2 separate regions of the Mus musculus genome follow, and region 2 is linked to region 1. The links are chromatin loops, found by intact Hi-C in ENCODE. Cell type or tissue: heart. All regions are shown on one strand. Each heading gives the region's core, and the rest is flanking DNA. Links, peaks and the distances in the headings are about the cores only. Region 1 holds the start of Ep300 (E1A binding protein p300). Region 2 overlaps Xpnpep3 (X-prolyl aminopeptidase 3, mitochondrial).

The links. Peaks named below come from ENCODE experiments on the same cell type or tissue, not always from the same donor. Only the 100,000 strongest peaks of a DNase experiment are listed, where the experiment ranks them.
Region 2: a loop joins it to region 1, with 2.3 times the contacts of the local background. A loop is called at or near these places in 1 of 42 quality-filtered maps.

The regions. Positions count from the first base shown.
Region 1 is chr15:81,583,977-81,588,363 of GRCm38, reverse strand. It overlaps Ep300 (E1A binding protein p300), which reads right to left and starts at 2,150. Exons shown (of 31, transcript NM_177821.6): 1 at 1,642-2,150. The coding sequence starts at 1,735. In heart, for the core only: a CTCF peak has its summit at 2,151 (motif pointing right); DNase peaks (open chromatin) are centred at 2,093 and 3,163; H3K4me3 peaks cover 3,896 bases; H3K27ac peaks cover 3,756 bases.
Region 2 is chr15:81,446,745-81,451,131 of GRCm38, reverse strand. It overlaps Xpnpep3 (X-prolyl aminopeptidase 3, mitochondrial), which reads right to left. Exons shown (of 10, transcript NM_001347075.1): 8 at 2,636-2,813; 9 at 111-231. Among named protein-coding and RNA genes, the nearest start is that of Rbx1, 17 kb to the left of the region's middle. In heart, for the core only: a CTCF peak has its summit at 2,490 (motif pointing left); no DNase peak of the experiment used is centred there.

The DNA of each region.
Region 1 (4,387 bases), core at 176-4,175:
ACTAAGTCACTCAAAATCAGAACATCCAAAAATTTAATTTTAAAAAGTTTTCCATAATATTTCTTGTTACTGGCTATGTCAAATATGGTAACTTGTGAACATGTTACAGAAGTACACTTATTATGGGGGCAGAGGAGGAAACAAAAATCCAGAGCAAATATGTCTATAAAATATCTATGCCTATGAATTTCAAAGACATAATTTAAAAAAAATTCTCTAAGACTACGGAAACTTTACAGCTGAATGCTCACATATAACTAAAGTTAGAGCCTTAGAACACTGCAAGACTTATCCTTCCCAACTGTTGCAGGTGAGCAAAACTCATGGTTCGAAATACAGCTGCTAAAAAAGCAGAGTAATGCACTAGTTCTATCTTATTTCCAGGCCTTAATAGAAATCCTACTCAGAAACATGGCCCACACATTCTCTACAACTTGCAGGGTACGTTTAACTCCACTATACACTCTCATTGGCAGAAGGAGAGATCTGGAGCCTCTTCTCTGAGTTAAAGGGATGCTTGCAGTAAGGAGGAACATCTAGTGGACTGTCAGATGACTAGCCATTCTTCTTCTTCTTCTTCTTTTTCTTCTTCTTCTTCTTCATTATCCTGGCCTCTCAAACAAGTCAGACAGCAAGAGAGGACCAGGTCAGTGATCATCAGAATAACACTAAACTAACAGTAAGCAGGAAAAAGAACAGACAAGGGAGAGTCTCCCTTCAGGTCTCCTAACAAAGGGGCTGACTGGAGAAAAGAATTCCTTCATCTTGTAAACTGGAATTGCAAAGGTCCAAAAAGCAAAACAAAACAAACATGCAAGCACAAAACCTCCTGTTCATTTTTAAACTTGTACAATCACTTTAGTTGGAAGTTCATGACTGGGAGTCTTTCAACTTATTATCTCCCATTTCTAAGTACCTAATTCCAGAAAGGCTTCATCTTTTTTCTTTCCCTTCTAAGTAAGAGTGTGACAAACTGCAAAGGAAACGCCTCAGGTCTACACCTCAACACGCAGTTTGAGACATTTTGGTTTCATGGCAAATGGATATAAAATAAACTGCGGTCCATACTGACTCTTGAGGCAAGGATGGGGAGAGGGGACCTAAGAATGAAATTTTGTTGAACTTTAGTTACACTTAAAACCTTGGATCGCAGACACCAAGATTTGTCTTCCGCCCCCATTCCTCAACAGAAAATCTGCCTCACAGGAGCAAAAATCATTAAAGGTGGGAAAGCAGAGAAAAAAAGAATTCATTGCAACAGGGGAGAAAGAGCTGAAATCCCTCATTCACCAGTAACAAAAATAGTAAAAGTGCATAAAAGCCCTCACACACGATTGTACCGGCATTTCCCAAATTAAATTGCATGGAGCCAACAATAAAGGTCCCCGCAGCTCCCACTTCCAACCTCTTAATTCCAGAACACACAACGATCTGACATGACATAGTGTTGCAATGAATGTATCAGAAGGCAAAGAAAATGGTTGGGCTACTGGACGTCTTCGACCAGTCCATTCAAAAACCTTTAAAATTAAACACCGGCCGGGGAAATGGGAAGAGATACACAGAAGCACCCTGGAATGAAGGTGCAACGAGCAGAAAAGACGAAGGGAACTATGGAAGGCCGGGAGTCCCGAGACTAACCTGTGCCATCGCTGGCGGACGCCGAGAGGGCCGGAGATGAGAGTTTAGGCCGCTTGGCTGAAGGCGGCCCGGGTTCCACCACATTCTCGGCCATTTTTAATTCTTTCGGAGATACAACCGAGGAAAAAAACGAGAATCCTGAGGAAATCTCTTCTCCGAAACGGGGTCCCCGCCCCGCTCCTAAGGGTGGGCTCCGGAGCTCCGCCGCCACCCAACAGGGGTGGGGGGAAGTTCCTTTTTCTCTTCGCCTGGTTGCGGTGGCCGGAGAGGGATGCGGACTCAACAGAAATGGTAGGGGCAAGTGCGAGGGGCCGGGCCTAAACCAGGCCGGGAGGAGGGTACAGCAACACTGATCCCACGAGCACGTCCGCTGCAGCGAATTCTCGGGAACTCACAGCTCTACAGACGCAGTCCCCAGCCCGCCACGGCGAGCCCCTGCCCAGCCGAGGTCTCTCGGAGCTCCGCCGCCGCCATCAGCTTCTTCCTCCTCGGCGCTGTCCTCCTCCTTCTCATCGCCACAAGGAGGCGGGGGCGAAAAAGGGGGAGAGGAGGAGGCGACCAGAGACACTCACCTCCTCCCGGTGCCCCCTCCCGGGCCTGCGCCCCCACCCTGAGAGCCGCCCTCCTCCTCCTCCTGCCGCTGCGCTCCGCGCCGCCGCTGCCGCACCGGCCCCTAATGGCCACACTGAGCTCAGCCGAGCCGAGAGCCAGACTGGCGCCGGGGCCGCCTCACATCGCGCAGCGGACAAGCAGAGGCGCAGCAGCGACGACGCCGAGCGTGGAGCTCGCCGGCCCGAAGGGCCAGGGGGGCCGGGCCGGGCCAAGCAGGGCCGTCCGCCCGCAAGCCCGCGCTGACGCCGAGCCCACCGACGCGGCCTCTCCGCGCGCCGCGCTTCTCCGCCTCCACTCGCAAGCCCGGGGAGGAGAAATCAGTCCGGCCGCCTCCCTGGCCCTCACCCCCCCGGCAGCCAGGTGCCTGCCGGGGGCTCGGCTCGGGGGCCGCCTCGGACGGCGGGCAGAGGCGCCGCGGGGCGCGGGCTTATGTAATGGTTTCCCCCCCTTAGGCGTCGACGCCGGCCCGGGCTGCGGTGGGGGTGTGTGCGGGCAAGGAGGGGACTGAGGGTCGCCTCAGCCTTTGCGCCCCGGGGCCCCCAACCACTGTCTCGGTCCCGGCCGCTGCTCTCCAGCCAGGTACCCTCCTCACTCCCTGCTCGCGCAGTTCGCACTCAGCCGGGCGTCCCGCTTGCCCCACTCTCTCTCTCCCGGTCCCTCTCCGCTCTCTCTCCTCCTCCCCCCACCCCCCCCACAGGCTAGCACACAAACAAGATGGCGGCTGTTGTTTCTTGCCTCTGCCGAATCCTCCTTACAGGATAGCGGTAGCGGCGGCGGCGGCCGGAAATGAGCCAAGATTGGGGGGGGGGGGAGGTGAGAGGGGGAGGGGCCGAGAAACAGGGAGGCGGGGCGAGGGCGGGGCCTCTGCCTTGCAGCTCACACAATGGGGGAAGCGGCGCCGGGGGCGGTGCCGGCTCCAATCACGGGATCCGCCCAAGGGCCCCAACGCGGTAGGCGCTTCCGCAAACTCCCCCGGCGTCACTCGGTGGCTCCCTTTAAAGGGGAGGTTTTGAAAGAAGTTGTGGGGGGGGGGGGGGTCCGGGGTGAACTTAGAACGTATTTTCGGTCGGTGGACAGTTAGGTGCCTGGGCTGGGTCTCTGAGCAGAACCGAGTCAAAGCTCAGGCGCTCCTCTGCGAAAACAAGGAAAACCACGGTCAGAGCTCCCGGGGTTTGCCCTCTCAGGTTGATCTTTGGAACCCCATTAAATCCGCCAAACACCTGTGTTTCATCGTAGACACACATTCCATCCTCTTCATAGCCTTCTCGAAAGCAGCAGTTCATATCTCAAAGTCACATTGCTAGTCCTTTAAGTTTTCTCTGAAATGTCTAATTCAAGAATGAAAAATTTGGATTACGATATTGTTAGTTAAAAAACTAGGAGGGGGAGGACCACAGCAGTGGGAGGCTGTTTAGGGCTAGACCCTACCTACATTTTTGCCCATCACGTGTCCACACATCCTTACCAGCTACCACTCTTAAAAAAGAATCCTTGAGAACTACTTTTCTGAACCTGCCTGAAACTTCCAAGGTCTTTTGAAGGTATTTTCCACCCATCTCTAGCAGATGAGCTTAATAAAAGGCCACTTTCTGCAGTGCCTTCAATGTAAATATGGGAGAGGACAAAAAAATGTTATGTGCTAAAAAAAATTATAACACTAGAAAAATGTGAGGAAATGCTCCTAAGTCTAGTGTGTAGGGCAGCCCAATTCGAAGCAGAAAGCAGGGGGTATGCTTTTAGGGTTCTCAAATTACAGGACTTCTGTGTTTGGGATCCTCAAATATAGGGAAAGTACCAAGGTTCTATGTGACACTGAAGGAAACCTTCGAGACATTACCTATTGTATAGGTAGTTTGCCTACTATTCCTGTGGCCTTAACAGTTCAGTCACCAGTACTACCAAGAAAATAAATTTTTTCTCAGATCTATTTTTTAATTACATTTACCTTGTGTGTCTCTGTTGATATGTATAAATGTGTGAACATATATACCCATGACCCACATGGGGAGGTCATAGGATAATCTGGAGGAGTCATTTCTTCTGTACCCGTGTTATGGTTCCAAGGATCCAACCAAAAAGCTCAGGCTGAGCAATTGGTTCTACGCTTGCTGAACCCTCTCATCAGGTCATATTT
Region 2 (4,387 bases), core at 99-4,098, 140 kb after region 1:
AATTAAACAAACTGTGATGTTAAATAAGAAAGCTCTAGACAAACCTAAACATTTTATGTTACGTAAATAAAAATAAGCAATGTATACTTTGGGATTAACCCATCCCTTACCTGGTTCAACTGTGATCACCATTCCAGGCTGCAGAGGGAGTGACCGAGGCATGTCTGGAGTGTCATGGACATCCATCCCGAGGTAATGGCCAACATGATGAGGGCAGTATTTTCGAGCAGCCTGGAAAAGATAATTACCACAGTATCATCAGGACAATGAATGAGCTCTTAAGGGAAAACTGGCATGCATAAATCAGTGACATGTGATGCTAACTGTCAGTTTCTATGATTTATGTTTAACCTATCCTTAAGGGACCTGACAAACTGCAACTCTTTGAGGTGTGTGGTGTGTGGCGTGCATGTGTGTGCCTGTGGAGGCAGGGTGTGGTGTGTGGTGTGTGGCGTGCATGTGTGTGCCTATGGAGGCAGGAGTCGATAGTGGATGTCTTCCTCTACAGCTTCCCTTGACTTTTTTTTTTTTTGGTTTTTCGAGACAGGGTTTCTCTGTGTAGCCCTGGCTGTCCTCGAACTCAGAAATCTGCCTGCCTCTGCCTCCCAAGTGCTAGGATTAAAGGCATGCAACACCACACCCACCTTCCCTTGACTCTTGATTGACTGGTTGGTTGGTTGCTGGTGCTCTTGTGTGGATGCACATGCCTAACGTGTGTGTGGAGTTAGGAGTACAACCTGCTTTCTCCTGCCAAGTAGGTTCTTGGGACTGAACTCAGGTCATCAGACTTGGTGGCATGTGACTTTATACATGTAACTATCTTTTTTTTTTTTTAAAGATTTATTTATTTATTATATGTAAATACACTGTAGCTGTCCTCAGATACTCCAGAAGAGGGCATCAGATTTCGTTACGGATGGTTGTGAGCCACCATGTGGTTGCTGGGATTTGAACTCGGGACCTTCGGAAGAGCAGTTGGCCCTCTTAACCACTGAGCCATCTCACCAGCCCTACATGGAACTATCTTGTCATCTGCTCCCCACCCCTCCAAGCTGTGTTTTTTTAAGACTTCTTGGTGAGCTTGAAGCTCAATGGCTGGCTAATTAGGTGGTGAGCAAGTCCCCAGAGGTTCCTTTGGTCTCTAGCTCCCAGAGCTGAGACTTTGGGAACAGGCTGCTGTGCTCAGTCTTTTTGTGTATCTATGTGTACTTTGTATCTATCTCATGACCTAAGAGGCCTGAAGATGGTATCAGATCCCTTGGAACTGTAGCTACAGATGGTTTTGAGCCTCTATGTGTGTGCTGGAACCCGAGTCCTCTGGAAGAACAGCCAGTGCTCCCAAACTCAAACTCTGGGCCATCTATCTAGCCTATACACCTACTTTCCCCCCCACCCCCAAACAGGGTTTCTCTGTGTAGCCCTGACTGTCCTGGAACTCACTCTGTAGACCAGGCTGTCCTCAAACTCAGAAATTCGCCTGCCTCGGCCTTCTGAGTGCTGGGATTAAAGGCGTGTGCCACCACCGCCCGTCTACACCTACCTTTTTATGTGGATGCTAGGGATCTGAAGTCAGGTCCTCATGCTTGTGTTAGAAAGCACTTTACCCACCTAACCATGTCCATGTCTGGCAAACTGTTACTTCCTCAATCCACACTTACGATACTGCTTTCCACCTCACTGTCAAATGTATTATGCACAGTATAGTATACTGTATAGACCACTGTCAAATGCATTATGCACAGGCTAAGGAATTCCAGTGGATTTGCCTACCACACATCCTCTATTTGATCCCCAGCAAAGGGGTGGGGAGATTGCCTTTTTTTGGGAAAGGAAGAACAGCAATGTTCTATTATCCTTACAATTTATATGTCTTAAAAAGGAAGACACAAAATATGAACCCACACTTAGAATCCTAACTCTTGGTCTGTGGAGATAGGAGGATCAAGAATCCAGAGCCATCCTCAGCTGCTGAGTTCAAGGCAAGCCTGGGTTACACAAGAACTTGTCCCCACCATAAATGCAATAAAAAAGACATACATCTCTCCTGGGTAGCCTACTCTACCCATGTCAAGTTGTAGAGTAGGCAGGACTCTGTGTTTACTGGTATGGATAGTTCTGTTAATTAAAAATTTGTTGGCTTGGTTCAGGGAATTTATAACTTCTTTTCTTTGGTAATAGGAGTCCTGGAAGTGTAAATTTGGAAATGGAGGCTGCCTAATGCTTGTGTGGCTCAGGGTCTGCAACTATAATGGATGTCATACATTTAGGTGTAGACAAAACTGGGCGTTTTGTAAAGTTTCAATAGTGTAACTGAGCCAATAAACAGCCTCCCTTCTGACCTCCAGAACCCCAGCAAAGGATTAGGAGTTAACCCTCTCTCCTTGTTTGTGTTCTTCCCACTCTCTGCCTGTATAGACTTCATCTTGTGTCTGAGTACTGCACTGGCTCTCTAGCAGGCAATGACTCAGAATGTGCTGCCATCTTCTGGCAAAAAGAAGTACTGACTCCCTTTGTTTTAATCCAATCCATGTTAAAGCTAAATCCACTTTACAAAGAATTAGCTTTTCCAAGCAGGGCAAAAACTGAGCAGCATGTTGCTGGCCCTTCTGAAGGACTGGCGTGAGGAGGGAGGTACCTTGAAGGCGCTTTCCTTGCTGGTCTTTGTGATGCCCAGATCCTTAAGCTTCTGTCCTATCAGCGTCAGCATCATGCTGTAGATGTTCTCCAAGCTCGTCCCAGGGGAACACAGAGTCAAACAAGCTCTTTGGATTTCCAGAACAGCTTCATAGAGCTCTGCCTGAGGGGCGGTGAATCTAAGCACAGGAAAACCAAGGAAAGTGAGCTATGTATCCAGTAGTCAGGCCTGGCCGCAGCGTTTTACCAGCCAGCCATCTTGCTGGACCTTCAGTAGTTTCTTAAGGTGGAAGTTTAGACATTACTGACTTAATCATTCCCCCATCCCTTTTTACTTTTTATTTCTTCCTAGTGCTGCAGTTTAAACCCAAAGCCTTGTGTATACTAGGCAAGTACTTACCATTTACCTTTCCAGGTTAAACATTTAAGGTTTATGAACTTCTCAGCTGGGCATAGTGGTATAGGACCCAGTAATCCCAACACTCAGTAGGCTGAGGCAGGACTGTATCTTTAAGGCTGTCCTGGGCTACATGGCATGTTTGCAATAGCTTGGGTTACTTAGTGAGATCCTGCCTGAAAGAAAAGTCACACATTTCCCTTCAGCTTTATTTCCCTATTATCCACACAGAGTATCTCCATTACGACACAGAGTGTCTCCATTACTACACAAAGTATCTCCATTACTACATAGAGTGTCTCCATTACTACAGAGTATCTCCATTACTACACAGAGTGTCTCCATTACTACACAGAGTGTCTCCATTACTACACAGAGTGTCTCCATTACTACACAGAGTGTCTCCATTACTACATAGAGTGTCTCCATTACTACAGAGTATCTCCATTACTACACAGAGCGTCTCCATTACTACACAGAGTGTCTCCATTACTACACAGAGTGTCTCCATTACTACATAGAGTGTCTCCATTACTACAGAGTATCTCCATTACTACACAGTGTCTCCATTACTACACAGAGTATCTCCATTACTACATAGAGTGTCTCCATTACTACAGAGTGTCTCCATTACTACAGTGTCTCCATTACTACACAGAGTGTCTCCATTACTACATAGAGTGTCTCCATTACTACAGAGTATCTCCATTACTACACAGAGTGTCTCCATTACTACACAGAATATGTCCATTACTACACAGAGTGTCTCCATTACTACACAGAGTGTCTCCATTACTACAGAGTATCTCCATTACTACACAGAGTGTCTCCATTACTACACAGAATATGTCCATTACTACACAGAGTATGTCCATTATTACACAGAGTATCTCCATTACTAGTCCATCCCAGACACACTGTAATTTACTTTGCTGATGCCTTTTTGCTACTTTGTCTTTTTTTTTGTTTTTTGTTTTATTTTGTTTTATTTTTTTGGTTTTTTGAGACAGGGTTTCTCTGTGTAGCCCTGGCTGTCCTGGAACTCACTCTGTAGACCAGGCTGGCTTCAAACTCAGAAATCCACCTGCCTCTGCCTCCCGGGTGCTGGGATTAAAGGCATGCACCACCACGACTGGCTGGTTCTGATCATTTTAAAATTAGAACCTCAGAATGTAGCCCAGGCTGGCCTTGAACTCTTTAAAAACAATATATAGTCTATTGTGATTGCTGAGATCCAAAAGGCAGTCATATGACACAGTATTATGTGCAGTAACTGTGAAAGCAGGGGAGCAGGGTGGTGGGAGGATATAGGGGACTTTCAGGATAGCATGAAATGTAAATGAAGAAAAATATCTA